Regions from separate parts of the Homo sapiens genome. Here regions 2, 3, 4, 5, 6 and 7 are each linked to region 1. The links are chromatin contacts, found by Hi-C or POLR2A ChIA-PET in ENCODE. All regions are on one chromosome and are shown on one strand. Each heading gives the region's core, a stretch centred on a gene start or an enhancer-like site at or near the end of the contact. The rest is flanking DNA. Distances are from core to core; before and after follow the strand shown.

The links. Hi-C counts contacts between places; a loop is a spot of excess contacts on that map. ChIA-PET counts read pairs that join two places held with the same protein, here RNA polymerase II (POLR2A). Pooled maps may share reads with other maps.
Region 2: a map with no recorded cell type shows a loop between it and region 1 (12-fold over the local background). The contact joins the promoter of PTP4A2 here to the promoter of YARS1 in region 1. A Hi-C loop is called at or near these places in 9 of 37 single-sample maps with no recorded cell type and 10 of 50 pooled maps.
Region 3: a pooled map shows a loop between it and region 1 (24-fold over the local background). The contact joins the promoter of KHDRBS1 here to the promoter of YARS1 in region 1. A Hi-C loop is called at or near these places in 4 of 37 single-sample maps with no recorded cell type and 12 of 50 pooled maps.
Region 4: a map of OCI-LY7 shows a loop between it and region 1 (36-fold over the local background). The contact joins the promoter of TMEM39B here to the promoter of YARS1 in region 1. A Hi-C loop is called at or near these places in 4 of 168 maps with a recorded cell type or tissue (B cell, CD4-positive, alpha-beta T cell, CD8-positive, alpha-beta T cell and 1 more), 5 of 37 single-sample maps with no recorded cell type and 14 of 50 pooled maps. POLR2A ChIA-PET finds 5 or more read pairs at or near these places in 4 of 52 experiments (AG04450, BJ, activated CD4-positive, alpha-beta T cell and 1 more).
Region 5: a loop to region 1 is called in a map of CD8-positive, alpha-beta T cell, with 13 times the contacts of the local background. The contact joins the promoter of KPNA6 here to the promoter of YARS1 in region 1. A Hi-C loop is called at or near these places in 3 of 168 maps with a recorded cell type or tissue (B cell, CD8-positive, alpha-beta T cell and naive thymus-derived CD4-positive, alpha-beta T cell) and 12 of 50 pooled maps. POLR2A ChIA-PET finds 5 or more read pairs at or near these places in 2 of 52 experiments (activated B cell and activated T-cell).
Region 6: a loop to region 1 is called in a map of gastrocnemius medialis, with 5 times the contacts of the local background. The contact joins the promoter of ZSCAN20 here to the promoter of YARS1 in region 1. A Hi-C loop is called at or near these places in 3 of 168 maps with a recorded cell type or tissue (CD4-positive, alpha-beta T cell, gastrocnemius medialis and posterior cingulate gyrus), 3 of 37 single-sample maps with no recorded cell type and 10 of 50 pooled maps.
Region 7: a loop to region 1 is called in a pooled map, with 13 times the contacts of the local background. The contact joins the promoter of TXLNA here to the promoter of YARS1 in region 1. A Hi-C loop is called at or near these places in 1 of 37 single-sample maps with no recorded cell type and 10 of 50 pooled maps. POLR2A ChIA-PET finds 5 or more read pairs at or near these places in 4 of 52 experiments (CD4-positive, alpha-beta T cell, H1, K562 and 1 more).

Annotation. Positions count from the first base shown.
Region 1 is chr1:32,815,983-32,818,900 of GRCh38, reverse strand. YARS1 (tyrosyl-tRNA synthetase 1) reads left to right here and starts at 1,543. Exons shown (of 13, transcript NM_003680.4): 1 at 1,543-1,713. The coding sequence starts at 1,657. It overlaps S100PBP (S100P binding protein), which reads right to left and starts at 1,248. Exons shown (of 7, transcript NM_022753.4): 1 at 1,212-1,248. RefSeq lists enhancers at 292-401, 835-1,004, 1,372-1,681, 1,430-1,929, 1,930-2,431.
Region 2 is chr1:31,936,951-31,939,868 of GRCh38, reverse strand. PTP4A2 (protein tyrosine phosphatase 4A2) reads left to right here and starts at 1,501. Exons shown (of 6, transcript NM_080391.4): 1 at 1,501-1,882. RefSeq lists enhancers at 915-1,184, 2,295-2,344 and silencers at 1,245-1,624, 1,827-1,998, 1,775-2,114.
Region 3 is chr1:32,012,492-32,015,409 of GRCh38, reverse strand. It overlaps KHDRBS1 (KH RNA binding domain containing, signal transduction associated 1), which reads right to left and starts at 1,542. Exons shown (of 9, transcript NM_006559.3): 1 at 1,033-1,542. The coding sequence starts at 1,414. RefSeq lists silencers at 534-643, 1,124-1,333 and an enhancer at 737-1,307.
Region 4 is chr1:32,071,558-32,074,475 of GRCh38, reverse strand. TMEM39B (transmembrane protein 39B) reads right to left here and starts at 1,537. Exons shown (of 9, transcript NM_018056.4): 1 at 1,425-1,537. The coding sequence starts at 1,428. RefSeq lists an enhancer at 1,533-2,138.
Region 5 is chr1:32,106,524-32,109,441 of GRCh38, reverse strand. KPNA6 (karyopherin subunit alpha 6) reads right to left here and starts at 1,386. Exons shown (of 14, transcript NM_012316.5): 1 at 1,308-1,386. The coding sequence starts at 1,311. RefSeq lists enhancers at 656-1,173, 1,131-1,560, 1,174-1,692.
Region 6 is chr1:33,471,193-33,474,110 of GRCh38, reverse strand. ZSCAN20 (zinc finger and SCAN domain containing 20) reads right to left here and starts at 1,466. Exons shown (of 8, transcript NM_001377376.1): 1 at 1,420-1,466.
Region 7 is chr1:32,178,197-32,181,114 of GRCh38, reverse strand. It overlaps TXLNA (taxilin alpha), which reads right to left and starts at 1,440. Exons shown (of 11, transcript NM_175852.4): 1 at 1,339-1,440; 2 at 601-801. The coding sequence starts at 769. RefSeq lists enhancers at 437-486, 497-656, 777-856, 744-1,502, 1,503-2,262 and silencers at 1,057-1,236, 1,377-1,566.

The DNA of each region.
Region 1 (2,918 bases), core at 294-2,793:
GACTTCCCCCTGGCCTTTGATTTCCAACCTTTCCCAAATGCAATACATGTGAAGCACACAGCACGAAACGCACTCAGCAGGCTTTATCACTCCATAAAAAATAGGCACAACATTTACAAAAAATCAAAAAGAACTGAAATTATCTGTAACAGTTTTGCAAATTCCTTCGAAGTAACTAAAAACACTGCAGGACGGAAAAAACAACCCAGGGCTGCAAATCTTTGCTTTAGGTAACATTTCACTAGATGAGGGTGCCAGGATTCTCCTCCCACATGGACACAGAGAACAGATGCGCTAAGCTGCAGCAACAGGTTTCTTTTCAAAAAGAAAATGTGCTTTAAAACACTTCAGGCAGGTCTGGTAGAGCTTGGAGTCCCTAATAAATACACAAAACACCGGAGATCAGGTTAGGGCAGGCCGTGGGCAATTCAACCACTTCTAGGACCTTTCCAGGGCCCACTGAGGTAATAACTGCTTTCCCTCTTGCCCTGGAAGTAACTGGTGACGCCGCCTCCAGCCCTTGAGGAGCCGGAGAAAGGGTGGCCCAGGCCCAACCTTTGGAGGATACTGCCTTGGCTCTCTCTCACAAATGCAACGGCCCGGGACGGTGTCGCCTTCCAGGAAGGGCCTTTGCGTCTCCCTCCCCCGGGGACACCGCGAATTCCCGCCTCCCGGCGGAAAGCGGGAGAAGCGAGAGTTTTCTCCCCGCCCCTCCCCCAGTAGGGGCAAACCCGCCCCTCAGCAGGCCTGTGCTGTGCGCTCCTCTCCCGGGGACCACCGTCCTCAGATCTCCCCAGGGAATGGGTCGTCCTCTTCCTGCCCCCACCCGCGAGACGCGGCAGAAAAGCCCGCGGCTATCTTCCCGCCAGCAACAGCCTCCCGCCGAGCCGGCCGGGACAGAGGCGGCCCCCACCCCCACTGGGCAGGGGACTGCAGACGGCGCTCCCCGACTCTCAAGACGACCAGGGAGCTTCCCTTTTCCTCAGCGGGGTGAGGGGCATCTGTCGCCCGCCGACTTGGAGGTGGAGGGGCAGGGACATTCCCTCGCCATCACCTCAGGAGCTAGAACGCGCCCTTCTCGCAGCAGGGCGTGGGCCTCCCAATCCCTCCAAGGGGCGGACGGCGTGCGCAACCCCCTGGAGAAGCAACAGGCGCCCCCATCCCCCTCCAAGCCGGGTAACGCCGACCCCCTCGTCCCTCCCGCTCTTCACCTCCGGAAGCCGGGCCAAAGCCTGGGCGAACGACTGCGCCTCACTCCGCCCCCTGCGCCATTTTATCGCCCCCTCCCCGACCTCCCCTACCCCGAGTCAGCCGGGCCAACACCAGGGGGAGGGCAAACCAGCAGTGATTGGCAGGAAACCGTCCCGCCTCTAGGAGGGTTGTGCCCCGCTCAGGCGCCTCAGCCCCGCCCTCCGCACCGCCCACCGTGCCCACTGGCTCCACCTTTTCCCGTCTCATCGACCTGCTCGACTCTCTGCTGCTCCTCACTTTTTCCGGCCGCTGCCGGAGGGGTCCAGGCCGAGTAAGCGGAGCGCCGAGCCCAGCTGATGCAACCTGGCTGGACTCGCGTGACAGTTCCCGGCACGCGGCGGCGACGGTGACCCAGGAAGGGGCTCTGGTGCCGGGCTGAGCGGGGGAAGCAGGGGTAGCGGAGCCATGGGGGACGCTCCCAGCCCTGAAGAGAAACTGCACCTTATCACCCGGAACCTGCAGGTCAGGCCTGGGGGTTGGAAATGCGCCGTTGGGGATTAGGAGCCCGAGGTTCAGTGATTTTGAGCCCCATTACGGGGTTCTAAGTATGTGGGGCCGGGGACTCGGCGCTGGCGCAGCTCTGAGAGAGCCTGTAGATCTCACTGCTGGTCGGTCAGTCAATCAAGCAGCCCTTCCCTGGGTTCCCCAGAAATCACAGTGGGCTCACCTCTTGCGTCCAGTTGTCTTGTGTTGGAGCCAAACTTTGAATCCAGGACTCCCATTCCACCCCCCTATTAAGTGCCAGACGTGGTGCTTAGTCGCTGGGGATACGTCAAGGGCCTGCCAGAGCTTGTCTGAAGGGGATCAGACGTTAAAAATGACCCATTACGGTTCAAGTAAGTACTGGAAGATGCTATACTGGGAGCTTTAAAGGGAAAGAGAGAAGGGAAGGCTTCCCTGAGGAAGTGACCTCCAAACTGCGCCTTGAAGGAAATGGATCCCCCCCCCTCACTCCACAAATGTTCCGTTTGTTACCAAGAACTACAGGAGTAGAAGTGAACCAGAGGAAGAATGGAAGAATAAGGAGGGAGAGCATTTCAGATGGAGGAAACAGAAATTGTGGCAAATTTAGCTGGAGTGGAGTGAGCAAAGTTATGAGGAAGCACTTAAATATTTATATTGCTTACCCCTTAACTTTTTCAGGCTTCTGACTGTTGTCACCTTATCAGCGACGCATGATTTCCGACCACTTTATTTAAATAACAAACCCTCTGGCACCAGAACTGCCCCATACCTTGCTCTGCCTTTTTTTTGTTATTGTTTCTACATAGTATACATTTTATTTATTTGTTTAAGAGAGGTAGGCAGGGACCAAGTCACGGGAGCCTTGCAGGCCTTATTCTGTTCAATTTTAAATTGGGCTTCCTTCTAAGAGTAGTGATAAATCAGTTGGGCCACACAGCCTGTTCTGTTTTTTCTTTTTAGAGATGTACTTCACATACTATAAAATTCACCCTTTTAAAGTGCACAATTCAGTGGGTTTTAGTATGTTCACAAGGTTGTGCAACCATCACACTATCTTTTTTTTTTTTTTTTTTTTTGAGGCGGAGTCTCGCTCTGTCGCCCAGGCTGGAGTGCAGTGGCCCAATCTCGGCTCATTGCAACCTCCGCCTCCCAGGTTCACGCCATTCTCCTGCCTCAGCCTCCCGAGTAGCTGGGACTACAGG
Region 2 (2,918 bases), core at 252-2,751, 880 kb after region 1:
AATGACGACAGATCACTGCTTCTCCCCGCAGGGCTGGATGAGCATGGATGTGGTGGCGAGGTGGGGGAGAAGCACCCACGGGAGCATCTTCATTTCTTCCTATATAGGCGCCAGTTCTGGGCAGGCAAGACTTCCCAGGGGTGGACAGAAAGAACAGACCCTCCCCAACCCGCAATTCCCAGGGGGAGACATCTCCCTCCCAAGCCAGCCTCCAATGCCGCACTTTGCCATCTGGTCGTGGCCCAAACCAGCCTCCTAGCTCGCTAGTGACCACATTTTCCAAACCAAAACTCAGGACGCATGATCTGGCAAAGAATTTCTGGCTAGCTTCCAAATGCAAGAGGCAAAAACCTTTCCACCTGAGAATCTCTACGATAATCTGCGTCGTTAAAGGTGACATTAAGTCGGAAAGCTTGAAATTCAGGGTCTCTTCTTTCTCACTTTCTCAACTCAAGCGTTTTCTTTTTCTTTCTTTTTTTTTTTTGAGACGGAGTCTCACTCTGTCGCCCAGGTTGGAGTGCAGTGGCACGATCTCGGCTCACTGCAAACTCCGCCTCCCGGGTTCAAGTGAGTCTCCTGCCTCAACCTCCCGAGTAGCTGGGATTACGGCCCTCCTTCCGGGCGGGCGCCACCATGCCCAGCTAATTTTTGTATTTTTAGCAGACACAGGGTTTCACTATGTTGGCCAGGCTGGTCTCGAACTCCTGACCTTGTGATCTGCCCTCCTCGGCCTCCCAAAGTACTGGGATTACAGGTATGAGCCACCGCGCCTGGCCCTTCTCAAGCGTTTTCATACGTTGTTATCGATACGTGAAAGAGCCCATGAGGTAGCTGATTATTATTTCCATTTAATAGTTGATAATACTTGGAATCACTTGCCCAAGATCCTACATCCTGAAAGTCTGAATTTTGGCTTGTCAGGGACAGTTCTTAGGGTGGGTGTGTGTCTTGTGGGCAGAGCTGGGGGTGGCGTATTAATATCTTCGACGAAGATGCACACGCCATTCATTTGGGGCCTCAGGAAGGGCAGCCGAGAACTGAGCTGGCCAGGTTCCCACTTCTGAGTTGGAAATCCCCAAGCCCAGGACGTGGCGGCCACCCCGTCCCATCAGGATCTGACCCGAGGCCTTAGGGCCAAGTAGCGAGAAAGAACCCTTCGACCTTGCAGGTCACACCTCGGCTGCAGGCCCTCGACCCAGCCCAGGTGCGGATGGGCGGGGCGCAGCGTGGGCGAGCGACTCCCCAGGCCACGTTCTGCCTTCCCTCCCCGATCACATGGACTCGCCTTCCGTAGCCGGGAGTGCGGAGCGGAACGAACCACGAGGAGGAGGAGCGGGGGAGGCGCCCAGGGCAGTGGGTCAGCGCCCCGCGGGGCAGGTGGGCGGGCCCAACTGCCCGCGAGCCGGCCAGCCAGCCAGTCAGCGAACGCGGAGGGCGGGCCGGTGGCCCTGCGCGCCGCGCCCCGCAGCGCCCCCTGAGGGGCGGCGGCGGGAGCTGGTTCCGGCTGCGCGCGCAGCGGTGGTGGTGGCGGCGCGATCGGCCGGGCTGTAACCGTCGTCTGTCCGGGAGCGGCTGGAGCGGCAGCGGCGGCCGGGCACGGCGCGAGGTGACGCCACAGGGCAGCGGCGGCAGCGGAGGCAGCGGCGGCAGCAGGAGACGCAGCGGCGGCCGCAGCAGCAGCAGCAAGACGGACTCGTGGAGACGCGCCGCCGCCGCCGCCGCCGGGCCGGGCCGGGTGTCGCGCGCCGAGGCTGGGGGGGAGTCGTCGCCGCCGCCGCCACCGCTACCGCCGCCGCCGCCGCCGCCGAGGTGACTGAGGAGAGAGGCGCCTCCTCGCTCCCGCCACCGCCGGACTTCAATGCCCAGTCCCCAGCTCGCCAGCGTGAGTGCGCCCCTCCCGGGCGGCCCCCGCGCCGGCGCCGGGGGCCTCGGGGAAGGGGAGGGCGGGAGGCGCCGCAGCCATTAGTGCAGGCCGGAGACACGTCCCCGGAAGGAGGGCCGGGCCGGGCCGGGGCGGGGGAGCGAGGGTGGGTGAGCGAGGGGCGGGCTCGTGTGTGTGGAAGGGAGAGAGCTGTGCGAGCGTGGGGGAGAGTGAGTTGGTGAAGGGAGGGCGTGTGAGTGGGGGACAGGGCTGAGTGTCCGTGCGAGGAGGTGGGGGGAGTGGGAGCGCGTCGGGAGGCAGTGTCGATGTTGGGGGAATGTGGGTGAGGGCAGGGGAGGGTATGGGTGTGTGGGGAGCGTGTGGGCATGAGGGGTGGTGGTAGAATGAGTGAGTAAATGGGGGAGGAGAGAGTTGAGAGTGTGGTAAAGAGCGGGTGAGTGTGGGGGGAGAACATGGTGTGTGTCGGTGAGAAGGTGCGTGGCAGAGGCAGGAGTGTGGTAGGGTGTGCCGGCGTGTGTCCAGTGTGTGAGCAGGCATCCTAGAGGCCCTTCCCCTTGGTCTTTGTGTGTGGCGATAGTGAACCCTGGTGTGTTGGGTTGGGGAGTTCTTTCCGGGAGCATCTTGTCCGTGGGTCTTCAGGTTCAAGTATGAGGAAAGGGGGTATAAGTCTCCTCCAGCGGCACTATGATCTTCTGGCTCTGGGATTTTAATTTTTTTCCCCCAGAAAGGATGTGATGTGTTTTTTTGTTGTTGTTCTATACATTTTTTTCTCCCACGTTTCATGACTTCAAAGTAAATTTTCAAATTTGTCAATGATGCCATCCTATCCTAGTCTGGGGCCCCTGAGAGCTAACGAAAAGAAGTTTGTCTGTTGCCCAAAATCCTACACTCTGGCCTGTAGAGTGTTCAGGAGCATAAACTTTTGTAAAGTACTGCTAGTTTTTCAGGTGAAGAGTATTTTATTGTTAGGTAAATTGAACTGTAGTCTGGTTTATTATTTCCTGGAATTTGTCAAGAAATTAGCAGTGACTAGCAA
Region 3 (2,918 bases), core at 293-2,792, 800 kb after region 1:
TCAGTGTTGAAGGATGTGAATTTTTACTTGCTTAGTAAAATTTAGGTATCATAAAAAATATTAAAATAATATTTTAACTAGAAGCGAAAGTCAGACAGCTTTAGGGAAAAATCAGAGCGACTAGGTGATTGGCCAGTGCTGATGAGGAAAAGAGCGCTAACCTACAGAACAAAGACTCTCATTTCTAATCTATTTCACTACTGAATCAAAAATGTAAAAAACAGCAACAAAAAGGCCAAGCCTTTCAGTACAAGCATCATGCAACTTCTCTCAATTTCTGTCCATCTCGTTGGGAAACGTCATGTGAACTACGCGGGAGTCCCTATCGTCCCATTTCACTGTCTCTAGGGTTACTTCACTCCTTCAACGACAGTGAACACACGGTGTAAAATGGCTCAGTAGCAATTCTTATTTTATCAGCCTTAGTCGGAAATCTGATTCGGAAACCTCAAGCTCCGATCCACATAAATCGCTCCTTCCTCCCAGCAACTTAAGCTGCGGTTACCGCTAAGTCCGGCTCGGCCCCAGCGACAGCAAGGCACTGGACAGGGCATTCCAGCCTCACCCCACCTCACCTCGGCCCTTCCTCCCACGGTCCCTCCCCGCTCTGGCTGTCTTCACCTCCTACACCTCGGTCGAGGCGCTCATCGCCACCCGCGATCAAAAAGGGTTTCCCTTCAGGGAAAGGGGGAAATGAAGGTTCATTTCTGGAAGAATCTGCGCGCCCGGCAGCCGCAAGAGGAGGGAGGAGGGAAGAGTCGGGAAAGGGGCGGGGAGCTCAGCACTATCCATCAAGACATTAGCGCTAGGGGATCGCAAAGTCGCCTTCGGGCCTCCACTGCAGCCTAGAAATTCTCCCACGCACTCCGGGCTGAGGTGGGAATGTGGAATCCAGGCTCCCAAAAATGAGGATGAGACCGGAACTCCCGACTGCCTCGGTCCCGAGGGGGCGGGAAGCGAGAGGAACAAAGCCAGGGCCACTCATGCCCGGGATGGCCGGGCGACCCAGAGGGACACGGGAGGCCCCCTTACCTGCCGTCAGCAGCTGCATGGCGTGAGTGAAGGACGGGTCGAGCGAGTCCTTCTCGGCCATGAGTTCGGGCAGGTACTTGTTCTCTGGCTCCATCTTGACCGAGGCTGTGGCCGAGGGGGGCAGCAGCGGGGTCGGCGCTGGCCCGCCCACTGTCGCGTCGGGACCCGTGGCCGAGGGCGGCAGCAGCGGTGGCGGCTGCGTGGCGGGCGAGGCCCGGGCGCCCCCGCGGGATCCCCCTCCGCCTCCCCGGGACCGGTGAGGCAGCGGCGGCTGCCGAGACGGCGTCTGACGCACCGAGGGGTGGGCACCGGAGGGGTCCATGGAGCCGCTACGGCCCGAAGACCGGCTCATGCGCGCGGCGGGGTCGTCCCGGCGCTGCATCTGGGAGGATGTGCGATCCAAGGAGCGAGAAAGCGACGCGGCAGCGACGGAGGCCCGAGCGGCGGTTGGCGGGGGTGGCAGAGCGGGAGCGGTAGCGACCGAAGCCGACCCGAGCGACCCAGCGAGAGAGAGCACCGGAAATGAGGCGGCGCGCGTGCGCAGCCAGCCACCGGCACCGCCCTTGGGTTTCTCCGCGGAGAACAAAGTCCCCAGTCCGGCCACGGCGCCTGCGCACCGCCGCGGCGTCCGAGAAGTCGCCTCCCGACTCTGGCTTTCCCTCCGCTCCCGCCAGGCCAGAGCTTGATGCGCATGCGCGGGAGGCAGTGGGCTCCGTTCGTTTCGTTTTCCACGTGACTCGGCGCTAGCGGAACACGTGTCTCCTCCCCTTTCTGGCGTGGAGGGGGCGGGAGCTGTGGAATGTCTTTGTCTGCGCGCGGGCCCGCGGAGTGTGGGGCGGGAGACCTGTTACTCGCGGGGCCACGCCCTCTCCAACGGCTGAGCAGTGGAGGGAGGCTGTGGGGAGTGGGGTGGGGGGCGGTCACCGAAGTAAGGAAGTAAAAGACTGCCGAGAGGGTCACGGAAAGGGGAGGGAGAGAGAATTGAGACCGCCTGGGGAGGAAGACAGGAGTGAGACAGACTGCACAGGGAGAAAGGAAGGCTGAGGGAGAGTCTGATGCAGGGGGAAAGTTGGGGAAGGGAAACCTGGAGGGAGAAATTGAGGAAGGACGGCTTGGTGGAAACACTGAAGGCGATTGGAGTACTTGAACTAAGAGGGATGGTTCAGATCAGAGATCTGAAGTCTAGCAAAGAAAAGGGTCCCAGACATCAGGGAACACAAGAAGTTGTTTCCAGTATATATATTTCCAGTATTACATATATTCCAGTCGGTTCTAAAACGGTTGACATTGTTGGTACGGGAAATCTTAAGCAGCATTTTAGCTCTTTTTACATATTTTACTGCTTTTTCTGAATTGTGTTTGTTTTGTTTCGCCGTCATTATTGCCAATTAAGTGTTTCTTCCTTCAAAAAGTGAGGTAGAGACCAGATCCTTAATCCACGTTGGTTGCATCATTAGGATGGCTTCTTCTACCACTCCAGACTTGCTCAAAGAGACCCTTGCCACTACTCTCAAAGGCAAGGTACATAGTGGACAGTCGCCTACGACGTTCTCCACATCCTGGTGTGCTATATGCAAGTGGAGCCTTAGGTCCCTACTTGTCCCATAAGCCATCAAAAGCCTGGTGCCCTCTCTAACTTTCCCTTCCCTCCGCAGATTATTTTCTTCTTCCATTTAAAGCACTCACTCCCATCTCTTTTCCTTCTGGATTAGTTCTCCTAATGAGCCCACACTTTTCAAAAGTCTTTGGGGACCGGTGCGGTGGCTTATGCCTGTAATCCCAGCACTTTGGGAGGCCTAGGTGGGAGGATTACTTGAGGCTAGGAGTTCGAGAGCAGCCTGGACAATATAATGAGACCTCATCTCTACAATAAAAAAAGTTTCCGC
Region 4 (2,918 bases), core at 288-2,787, 740 kb after region 1:
TATCCCCTACCTCAGTGCCCAGCAAGTATATGTTGATGAGTGAATGAACCCAGCAAGGTAGGTTTTTCACACATTAGGAAACTCAGCTTACACTATGTCACAGTATCGTGGCTGGGTCGTGTGCTCTCAACTCTGGTACACATTGGGCCCCATTCAGACATAAGTTTCTGGAGGCCTATAACTCTGGGTAACTTTGGGACAGCTTTTTCATCCAGGGCCCCATGATTCAGCTCAAAGGGCATTCTGGGATCTCATGGGCAGGACCCAGGGCCTAAATAAAGGGTCAAGGATATGGCTGGGAGAATCCTGTGGCTGTGGACTGAAAAATTGGACCTACTAGGCTGAGCAGTCTAGCCCAAGCTCCCACGCACCACTTCGCACAAAAGTTCTGCACAAAGCTCCTAAGCACCTAAAAAAGTCACAACCTGACTGGGTGTGGTGGCTCACGACTGTAATCTCAGCAATTTGTGAGGCCGAGGCGGGAGGATCGCTTGAGACCAGGAGTTGGAGACCAGCCTGGGCAACATGGCGAAACCCGGTCTCTATTAAAAAATATATATACATACATATACATATTTTTAAAAAGTTATAACCTGTTCATACCTCTTCACAGTAACACAGCAGCCTCCATTCACATACACCCCACGCCGTAGCATCTCAGCTCGGAAGCGTTTCCCACACTTCGGAGCCAATTTTGGGCTTGGATGTATGCCCAAAATTATAAACCTCCACAAGTCTCTAAAAAGTACCTGGCGAAGAGCTCTGCCCTCCATAAACCCCCAGACCAGAAGCTCTGTTCATACGCTGTTATACTTGGCTTAGAAAATCCCACACAAACACCCTTAGTCCAGTCCAGAAGCTCTGCCCACACCCACTCTCCTCTCTTTAGAAGCTCTGCACCCACATAAAGCCCCTCAGCCCAGAAGCTCCGCCTACACACAACTGTCAGCCCAGAAACCCCGCCCACAAGCCAATAAAAGCCCTCTCAGCCCAGAAGCCCCACTCCAGAATGGGCTCCCTCAGTCGGAAGTCTCCCCGCTCCACCGCCCCCAGTGTAACCCCTCCAACCCAGAAACGCCGACTGCACTAGCGCCCCCTGCCCAGAATCTCCACCCTTAGCGCTGAAGCCACGCCCACTGGTAAGTCCCGCCCCCCTTTCTAGCCCCGACGAGCTGGTCCTCACGAAAGCCCAAGCCCCCACAGGGCTTCGTCTTAGAAGCCCCGCCCACCGTCCAATGTCCCGCCCCCACAACAGAGGCCCCACCCCGCAAAACGACAGGAGGGGGCGGGATCCCGTCTGCGCTCGCATCCCCTCCCCCTCCCGTCACCGGGCTCCTGTCCGCGTGGAGCAGCAATTAGCAGCCTGGCCATCCTAACCCGTGCGCCCGCTCGTTGCCAGGCCGAGCCTGAGCCGCTCTGCTCACCCATCTCCTCCCCCCGGTGCTCTCCGCTTCGCCGCCGCAGCTCCTGCGGGCAATATGTCGGAGGCGACGGCGGCCGGGAGAGGACTAACCGCCGCAGCCCAGTCCCGGGTATCAGCCGCGCGCTCCCGCCGCGCCGCTACATTTGCATACAAGGCGGGCTGGAAGCTGGCGCGCGCTTCTTAAAGGGGCCGCCCGGACGGAGGCGGTGCCTGCGCGCTCTTTGTCTCTCGGTCCCCCACGCCCTTCCTGCAGCTGCTGGTGAAGAGACTCAAGAGGGAGGGGAACGGAACCCACCTCCTGCTCTTCCCGTGCGTGTCTTCTCTCAGCATCTCCTGGACCGGGGCGGCGGCGACCGGAGGAGGGTGCGGAGCCGCCTCTCCGCTCCCCTAGGGGTGGACCATATCCCTGACCGGTCCGCAGGCACCTCCAGCCCAGCCCCACGTTGCGCTTCATCCTTCTCTTAGGCCTCACTGCGCTTTAGTCCACCCCAGTCAAAATCCAGGAGTCATTTCCTCCCTCCCTCGGCCCCCACATCCGATCTTTGCCTTAGTCTTTGTGAGCCTAAGTCCTAAATATTTCTCACATTTGACGTTACTCACCGTTCTCATTGTCAACACCGTGGTTCAGATCCTGACTGCCATTTCCCAGCCTTGCAATCTTGTTTTTTTATGCTTTACGATGAGGCTGCTGATGGTCACCGTGTAGGTTTCGGTGAGGGTTAAATGAAATAGAGCATGCAGAACTGAGTCTGTTTTAGTATTAGCCATCACGATGTTTGGAGAAGCATTGACTAAATGAGCTACATTTATTGTCATTAGGATTCTTCCCTCACAAGACCTACAAGCAGTTTTAGTCATCTTGTAGCTCCATTGCTTAGCACAGTGCTTGGCACTTAATAGCAGTATTCAATTAATTGAATGAATTAGTAGATATTTCATTAATAGTCATAGAGCTTACAGTCAAGTGGGAGGAGATAGACATGAACAAAATTGGTAAATTCTGTAGTATGTTAGATGGGAATGGTGTGAAGGAAAAACAGGAAAGGGGGATGGGGTTGCAGTTTTAAATAGGGCAGGCAGAGCAGGCTTCAGAGTTGACTTGAGTAAACACATGAAGGAAATGAGTGAGTCAGTGGTGCAGATTTCTGGAGAAAGGGGGCATTTCAGGCAGAGGGAATAGTTAGTGCAAGGTCCCTCAGGCAGGAGGGTGTATTTATTTTATTATTTTGTTTTTTGAGGGGATGGAGTCTCTGTTGCCCAGGCTGGAGAGCAGTGGCTCGATCTCGGCTCACTGCAACCTCCACCTGCTGGGTGCAAGCGATTCTCCTGCCTCAGCCTCCCAACAAGCTGAAATTACAGGCGTGCACCACCATGCCCGGCTAATTTTTGTTTTTGTTTTGTTTTGTTTTTTTGAGACTGGAGTCTCCCTTTCTGTTGCCCAGGCTGGAGTGCAGTGGTACGATCTCGGCTCACTGCAACCTCCGCTTCCCGGGTT
Region 5 (2,918 bases), core at 137-2,636, 710 kb after region 1:
CCAGCACTTTGGGAGGCCGAGGCAGGCGAATCACTTGAGGTCAGGGGTTCGAGACCAGCCTGGCCAACATGACGAAACCCTGTCTCTACCAAAAACACACAAAAATCAGCCGGGCGTGGTGGTGGGTGCCTGTAATCCCAGCTACTCGGGAGGCTGAGGCAGGAGAATCGCTTGAACCCGGGAGGCAGGAGGTTGCAGTGAGCCGAGATCGCGTCACTGCACTCCAGCCTGGGCGACAGAGCAAGACTCTATCAACAACAACAACAAACAGCAGTTACAAACTAGGCTTGGGAGTGTTCACCCTGGCTTAGCCACTGCATGACCTTGGGTAAGTTACTTTACCTCTCTAAAGCTCAGCTTCCACATCTGTAAAATGGCAATGGTAGCATCTATTTCCTTAGGTTGTACAAATTAAGTAAAACAAGACATGTAAAGCAATCAGAACAATGCCCGTACGTAGAAAGAGCTTAGCAAATTTCACAATTTTTACTGCTTTAGAGGAATTACCACTGTTGGTTCTGTCTCTAAATCCAAAGACTTCGCCATGGTATTCTCTCTGAACAGAGGCCTTGCCAGCCGGAGTCCCCTCAGAAAGATCAACAGGTCGCTCCTTTTCTCCTTACCAGGGCCAGCCCAGAAACCTAAAGTCCTCAACCTAAAGATGGCCAAGAGGACTTGGCCTTTGGTGTTCTACCATCACAAGCGATGCCACTCTGAGCCCAACCGAACCACACTATTTCCGCCTTGATTCCGTTCTCCCGGCCTTCAGCGGCGCAAGCTGCCCTCGGCCTGGCTGCCCATGCTTACCGGCCTAGTGCTGGCTCGCCTGACGTCCCCTCACTAGAGGACTCCACCTCGCTACGTAGGTAGGACTTCCCTGAGTTCAGGGGAGCCACTGAATCTAGTCAAGACACGCGTTGGCCAAACACAACCCAGGAGAAAGCTACCTTAGCGCCGCCCAGGCCTGCCGCCGGGAGCCCGTCCCCCAGCCCCAGTCTGGGCGCAGGACAGAGAGTAGGCCCCTTTCTACCTCCCAGGAACACGTGGGCTCCTGCCCGAGGCCACCATGTGGGGGGCTCCAGGCGTGCCAAGGTGTCCCCGAAACCAGCACCAAAGGACTGCTTCCAGCACGGGCCCTAGCTCGGCCCAAAACTGGCAAGAGGGGCACTCCCGGCCTGACTTTTCCCCTCAGACCTAGCTAGAGGGGATGCAGACATCTTCCGCAGACCGGAGACAGGCTCTCGCCAAATCCCAGGCCCCGACACTCCCTGAGCCCAAGAACCCTACTGCGTGGTTTCCTCACTCACCCATCGCGGGTCCGCTCGCTCACTCTTGGCGGCGGAGGCAACGGCGGCAGCTTCAGCGGCAGCTTTCAGTAGACAATATGGCGGATCTGTAGGACGGCAGCCCGAAAGGGACAAACCAGTTAACTCCAGGACGAAACGCTTTATTGGCCCAATCGCCTATCATTACACCGAAAGTGCGCACTTAAAGAGACCGCAGCTACTAAAGGTGGGGAGTGGAAATGAAATAGGAAAGGAGTGGTTGGGAGGAGACTGGAAGGGATACCTAAGAAAGTTAAGTGTGTCTAGGAGTTCCCAGCTGTTTCTGCTACTATTTCTTTTTTATAGTGAGATTTCTTTACCCGGAACTTTTTCTCCCAGAAGCTTATCCCTCCTTTTTTTTTTTTTTTTTTTTTTTTTTTTTTTGAGACGCAGTCTCGCTCTTGTCCCCCCAGGCTGGAGTGCGATGGCGCGATCTCGGCTCACTGCACACTCTGCCTCCCGAGTTCAAGCGATTCTCCTGCCTCGGCCCCCCGAGTAGCTGGGATTACAGGCGCCTGCCACCACGCCTGGCTAATTTTTGTATTTTTACTAGAGACGGTGTTTCAACCATGTTGGCTAGGCTGGTCTTGAACTCCTTACCTCAGGTGATCCGCCCGCCCCCAAAGTGCTGGGATTACAGGCTTGAGCCACCGCTCCGGGCCAGTTTATCCCTTCTTCTAATAGTTGAAACCAATCGGCTGGGCGCTGTGGCTCACGCCTGTAATCCCAGCACTTTGGGTAGGCCGAGGCGGGCGGATCACCTGAGATCAGGAGTTCGAGACCAGCCTGCCCATGGTCTCTACTAAAAATACAAAAATTAGCTGGGTGTGGTGGCGCATGCCTGTAATCTACTTGGGAGGCTGAGGCAGGAGAATTGCTTTAACCCGGGAGGCAGAGGTTGCAGTGAGCCGAGATTGTGCCACTGCATTCCAGCCTGGGAGACAAGAGCAAAACTCCGTCTCTAAAAACAAAAACAGCAATCATAGACCTTGGGCTGAATATGAACAACGAATCATCTAGAGAGGGGAAGTGCCTTGCTCAATGAGGCTATGGAGAGAAGGAAACAAAGAAGTAAGACTAAACTCAGGTTTTCTGATTAGGCCTACGTAGGTAGCCCTAGTTGAGGTTGCAATCTTATTGGGAGATGAGAAATAGAAAAATAGGGCTGGGTGTGGTGGTTCACGCTTGTCTATAATCCTAACACTTTGGGAAGCTGAGGCCAGAGAATCACTTGAGGCCAGGAGCTCAAGACCAGACTGGGCAACACAGTGAGACCCCATCTCCACAAAAAATAAATTAAAAGAAAAAAATTAGCCAGGCATGGTAATGAGCACTTGTACTTGGGCGGCTGAGGCGAGAGGATCACTTGAGTCCGGGAGGTCAAGGCTGCAGTGCCATGACTGTGTCACTATACTCCAGGTTGGGTGATAGAGTGAGACCCTGTCTCTAAAAAAAAAAAAAAGAGAGAGAGAGAGAGAGAAAGAAATGGGCTGGACATGGTGGCTCATTCCTGTAATCCCAGCATTTTAGGAGGCTGAGGCGGCAGATTGCTTGAGCCCAAGAGTTCGAGACCAGCCTGGGCAACATAGCAAG
Region 6 (2,918 bases), core at 217-2,716, 660 kb before region 1:
ACTGGCAGCACACATTCCATGTATTTGTCACCCCTGGCTTAAACTCCCATTGGCAATGAATCAGCTTCAGCTTCCAGCAGATAGCCTTGCCAGGCAGAGGAAGACTAAAGCTCCTGCCCTGGAAATCCACTGGCAATAGAAGTCTTCAAGGCTGGTATAGCAAAGCTTACCCTGCATGGTCTTCATTCACACATACATACATCAAGTATTTACTGCTTTACATCAAGTGTTTACTGCTCTAGACTGGGCAATGGGGAAACAGAGGTGATTGAGACACTGTTCCTGTCCTGGAGATGTTCACAGTCTAATGGAAGAGACACACACTTCACAGATAATTATGATCAAATGTGGTAATAGGAGAAGTTATGGGAGCTGAGGGTTGGGGGTGACTTAATTTGCTTAAGGGAATTGAGCAAAGTAAGAGTTGAAATTTTTTTAAGTTAAAGAAGTTCTCTTGGCAAAGAAGGTGAAGGGCAAGGAGAGAATATTCTAAGCTGAGAGAACAGCATATATAATGATGGAAAACCAAATGGCCTACCCAGGAAACGAGGAAAACCTTGACAGCCCTGGAGTGTGAGGTGCATGAAGATTAGGCTGCAAAAGGAGTTTATGAAGGACAAGGTGTTTGGACTTTACAGGTGCTGGGTGCCAATGAAAGTTTTCAAGCAGAAGGCATAATCAGATTTGTAGGTGAAACAGATCACACTAGGTGCAATGTGTGTGTTCATGCTGGGAAACTGAAAAGGCTTCTGCGAAAACCCTACAAGAAAGAGGCCGACTGAAAAGATATTAAAGAAATTAAAGATCGGAAGATCCTTGGACGTGGAAGAATGCAAGAGGAATCAGTGGGTAAGTAGGTAGGTAGGTAGGTAAATGGGATGATCGTGCCACTGACTTCCATAAGACATAAGGAAAGAAGTGCAGGTTTGGGGCAGAACACAATAGCCAGTCCCATCCACTGGGTTCCAGAGGTAACAATCATTAGGGAGGTAACAAATTAGATATGCTTGTTCTAGATGGGAAGGTAGAGATTGAAACACTATTTTTAAGGTCGGGCTTCAAGCTCAGGCCCTCTTCACTTCTTGCCAGGGCCCCAGACCCTCTATCCTTTCCTCTGTGGTCTCCAGACCTTTCTATGACTCTCCCACCTCCAAAACCTCCCTCAACCCCCTCACCTTCAGACCCTTCTAAGGCCCTCCTCATTCCCAGGGCCCTCTATCGCCTCCTCATCCCCGACCCCTGTATGACCCTTCCCATCTCCGGCCTCTACATCCTTTGACCGTCCCTCACCCTCCACCCCCACATATAAGCTTCTTTCTCCCCTCTCACCTTCCCCAGCCCCCTGTGTCACCACCACCTCCTAAGTCTCCAGCCCAGAGCCTGCGTCTCAGCTGCCCCCGCCCCGCCACCCGGACTCACCCACCGAGACACCCACTTCACAACAGGGCGGAAGTGCTCCCGGGCTCGTGCGGGGAATGCTGGGACGCGGAGTCCGAGCGGCGCCACCCTGGGAATGGAACGTCTGAGACCACAATTCCCAGAAGGAACCGCGCGAGCGCCGGGGGCGGCCCCCTCCGTTTGCTGCCTTTCAGACGTCTTCAGCCAATAGATATGTCATCTTCTAACGGACCCTGGCACTGGAACAAATCGGAACGGGCGCGACACATGGGGGCGGGACCTGTTGCGATCCTGGCCTTTTCCATAGGCTTCCGGATAACAGCACCGCCCAATGGGAGGGCACTCGAGCAGAAGGGGGCCCAGTTCTACTGAGGGGTCGAAGTGAGAGCCTCAGACCCTGAAAGATCAAAGCAGACACAATAAGAAATAAGAAGAGAGAATGACTAGAGGTGACCAGCCCGATAGGCAGGAGAGAACTGGACAGTTGTAGCTTTAATTTCCAGCTTACAGCTAAGCTGTGTGACTTTGGAAGAATTCTGAACCTCGTTCTCTTCAACCATAAAATGAGGGTAGTAATGGCATCCATGTCACAGAGTTTTGTGAACTTTCAATGAGATAATACACCTAAAACGATTAGCTCAGGGCCTGGCTCCTAATAATGCACAGCGATTGTTAGCTATTATTATGTAAATCAGTTAGTACAGAGCTTGGCACTTCCTAGGTGTTGGAAGAATGTTAATCATTATTACAAAATAATCCTCATATAAATGCGGGTGCTCTGTACCACTGTGAATACTTTGGGGCATGAACAATCTAATGTGGTGTTGAGAATGGGGGCTTTGTAGTCAGACATGGATCCAAATCCCAACTCAACTACTTCGCAGCTGTGTGGCCTTGAACAAATTACTGCCATCTATTTTGTCTTTGGAATTTTCATCTATAAAATGCAAGTAATGTAAGAGAACTTACATCACAGGGTGTTATGAAGGTTAAATGAGACTATTTAGGTAAAAGTCTCTGAAGTCAAGCTGCTTGTGTCTGAAAGTTCTTACTTTCAAATGAAGGATGCAGGTCATACCACCCGCGTTGTGAAACCTTGGGCAAATTACTTAGCTTCTTTATGCCTGCATTTTCCCAGCTGTAAAATGGGAATGATAATACTTGCCTCTTCCTGAGACAGTTGTTGAGAGGAATAAATGGGAGAAGGTATGTAAAGAGCGTGACACATGTCTGACACACAGAAAGTGTTTAATAATCATTAGCTAGTCCAGGCACGGAGGCTCATGCCTGTAATCCCAGCCCTCTGGGAGGCTGAGACGGAAGGATCGCTTTAGTCCAGGAGTTTGAGACCAGCCTGGGCAGCGAAGTGAGACCTCGTCTCTATTTTAAAAAATAGAAAATACAATAATATACATAATCATTAGCTATTATTATTATTACCAATGGTTATGCGGCTTAGGGAAAATTGACAATACCTAGCATCTGGTAAGAGCTCAATGCATGTTGGCTAGTGTTAAAAT
Region 7 (2,918 bases), core at 191-2,690, 640 kb after region 1:
CTGAGAAGCAAGAATGGAGTATCATTCAGCAAATCTAGTTCCTGTCAGAATTTAGATTCGAAACATCTTTTAAATCAAGAAATTATAGTAATCGTTGCCTAACTTCTTTAAGTCTGTTTACTTGTAAAATGACACAACTATTTCTCACTACCACCCGAACATATTTGTTAGATCATAAAAGTATGTAAAGCATCAGCACACAGGGATGGCACGGAGCAACTTCTAGTCCATCTCCTTCCCCCCCACAAAACCATTTCTTGCCATTCAGATCATTCTAGAAATGCCTCAAACAGGAAGGGCAGTTAGCTGCTGGTGGCTGAGGTGTTTCTAACGGGACCTGGATTTCCTGACTGGGTGCCTCGTTTGGCTGCCACCTGACTTAATCCCGTCGGAGCTTCTCTCCAGAACTCTGTTCCTGTGCTTAGAGGGGGCAGCTCCGCCAACTCGCCAGAGCGCAGGGGGGACCGCGGCCCCCAGCACTGTCCTCTCATTCTACATCTCCTCCTCCCGGACAACCTGGCCTCGGCCTGTAAGTCCAGAAGCGAGGCCGACCCCACAGCTCCTCCCCCTGCCCGCTGGCAACGCAGAGCTGGCACACACCCTCCGGCTTCCGAGGAGCCTGGCTGCTGCCGGGACCTTCTGCTTCTACTGCAGGAGCCGCCTGGCTGGGCCGCTCCTGGGCTCCCTCGGGTCCTGCTTCCGGTTGTCCTGGGCTGCTTTTTGGATTGGATTGTTTGGCAGCCCCGTTCTTTTTGTCTTGGTTCTTCATTGTGATGAGCGATGCTGGGTCAGGAGAAGATCCTTTAGAAACAAACACAGTTGCTATTTTCCAGACTTCGAAATTCTTCGCAGCCTGGATCAGAAATCCCCACAGCAGGCGCACAAAGCTTCTTAAAATAAACGGACCGGCAGGCCCGGGCGGAGGGCGCCAACGGCTCTCTGGTCTTGGCGGGTCAGGAGAGCCCGACGTGCCGGGGCAGGCTTTCGGGGCGCAGCTCCCACAGCGGGTGAGGGAAGAGGCCTCTTCTCCCTGGAGCCACTTCCCGGCACAACCGGCCCCCTCGCGGCAGGCCGGGCGCGGGATTGGCTCAGGGCCGGAGACTGACGTGGCGGGACTCCCGGCACCGCCCCCGCCCCTCAGGCCCCACGTGCGCCCCCCGCGCGCGCAGCCACCCACGCCCCGCGCGCCCTCAAGCCGCGAGGCACGCCCGCGCATGCGCATATCCCCAGACAGCCCCCGGCCCACGCGGGGAGTTGGCGTGATTTCCCCACAGGCCGAGAACATCCCGGCCCGCACACTCTCAAATAGTCTCGCCCACCGGCCGCCGCTGCACGTACCTCACCGCCGACGTCCGATGGCTTCCCCACCTCTGGCCTCGCACCGGAAACCCCGAGTAACTGCTGCCGGCCAGCCGCCTGCTCCCGCCTCAGCCAATCAATAGCCGGCGCCGGCGCGGAGCTTGCTGGGAAGGACGAAGCGAGGGCGGCCTCGGAGGCGGGCGCCCCGGCAGGGCGGGGCAGGGAAAAGACTACGCGTCCCTCTTTACGCAGGGGCTAGCCGCAGATCCCAAGGTGCATAAGGGACTGTAGTCCTGGGAGTCCAAAAGGAGCCCGTCATTCTGCACGAGTGCCCATGTCAACCTTGTTTCTATCTCGCAGAAGCTATGCTTCAACTCCCAAAGCCTTGCGCCTGGCTGTTGTTTCCTGCAGGCCTCCATCAAACCTTCCTCCCTGGCCGTGAACAAATGTGACTCCATCCGGGAACTCCGAGGACTCGGGAAGAGGGATAGAGTCCTGGGCTGAGACTCAGGAGACCCATACTCCAGTCCCAACTTCATCACGGATTTGCTGTGTGGCTGGACGTTCTGTTCTCTCTCTGGGCCTCAATGTCCTTCTTCCAAAGGAGGCTTTTAATAACAATAGCAGTTCCTTGAACGCTTACTGTGTGCTTTCCCGCTATCTAATAGCTTGGTTCTCATAACCACTCATAGAAATAACTACTATCTGTTATCCCCATTTTACGGAAAAGGACAGTAAGAGAAAGGTTAGGTAACTTATCCAAGGTCATATCGATAGTGAGTGGTTAAAACAGGGATTCAAAACTGGTAAGTCTGAGACCAGCACCCAGGTAATTACCTGGTCTTTCACCCAGAAGAAACACTACCACAGCAGGTTTCCCTGAGGCAGTCAAGGTAACTTGTGAAAGTAGGTCATATTTTCCCCTCTCCATTACCATTTTGGCAGTCAGTTCCTCAGAAAGGTGCTGAGTTAGGCTTCAGGCATATTCATGAGCCTTTTCTCTACCCCACACTCTACAAAGTCTCACTGGGGTTAAAGTAGAAAAAACCCCCACAGTTCCCTACACATGAGATCACAATTCTGTATCCCCATTGCTTCTGGATAATGAAATCAAACCCAACAATCCTTGTGCCTGGAATTTGAAGCCTAAGAGATTTGACTTTTGCCAAACCCAAAATTTTTTGAGGCCCAGTTCAAAGGTCACTTCAGAGCCTTCCCAGTGCTCTGCAAACCGTACTTGCTCCCTAGGTCTGCAGAGTTGTTACAGCATTAGCAGTGAGGTGTTGAAATTACTATTTACTTATAAGTCAGTTAATTTTGCAAGAACTGTTGGCTAAATAGTCTAGTCCCAGAGCCTCGCATCAGGCTGTGGGTAGAGAAGATTGTAAACTGTTGTGCTAATTGAGCGTTGGTTTAGGGCTGTTAGGATGTTAAATATTTCCCCCAAAGGCTCAGTGAAAGACTTCAGAGCCGTGCATGTTGGATTTCAGATTTTCAGATTGGGGAAGCTCAACCGGTAAAATTTGAGAAAATCCCAAATTGGAAACACTTCTGGTCCCAAGCATGTTGGATAAGAGATATTCAATTTTTAGTATAATGATGGAACTGAGGCTCAGAAA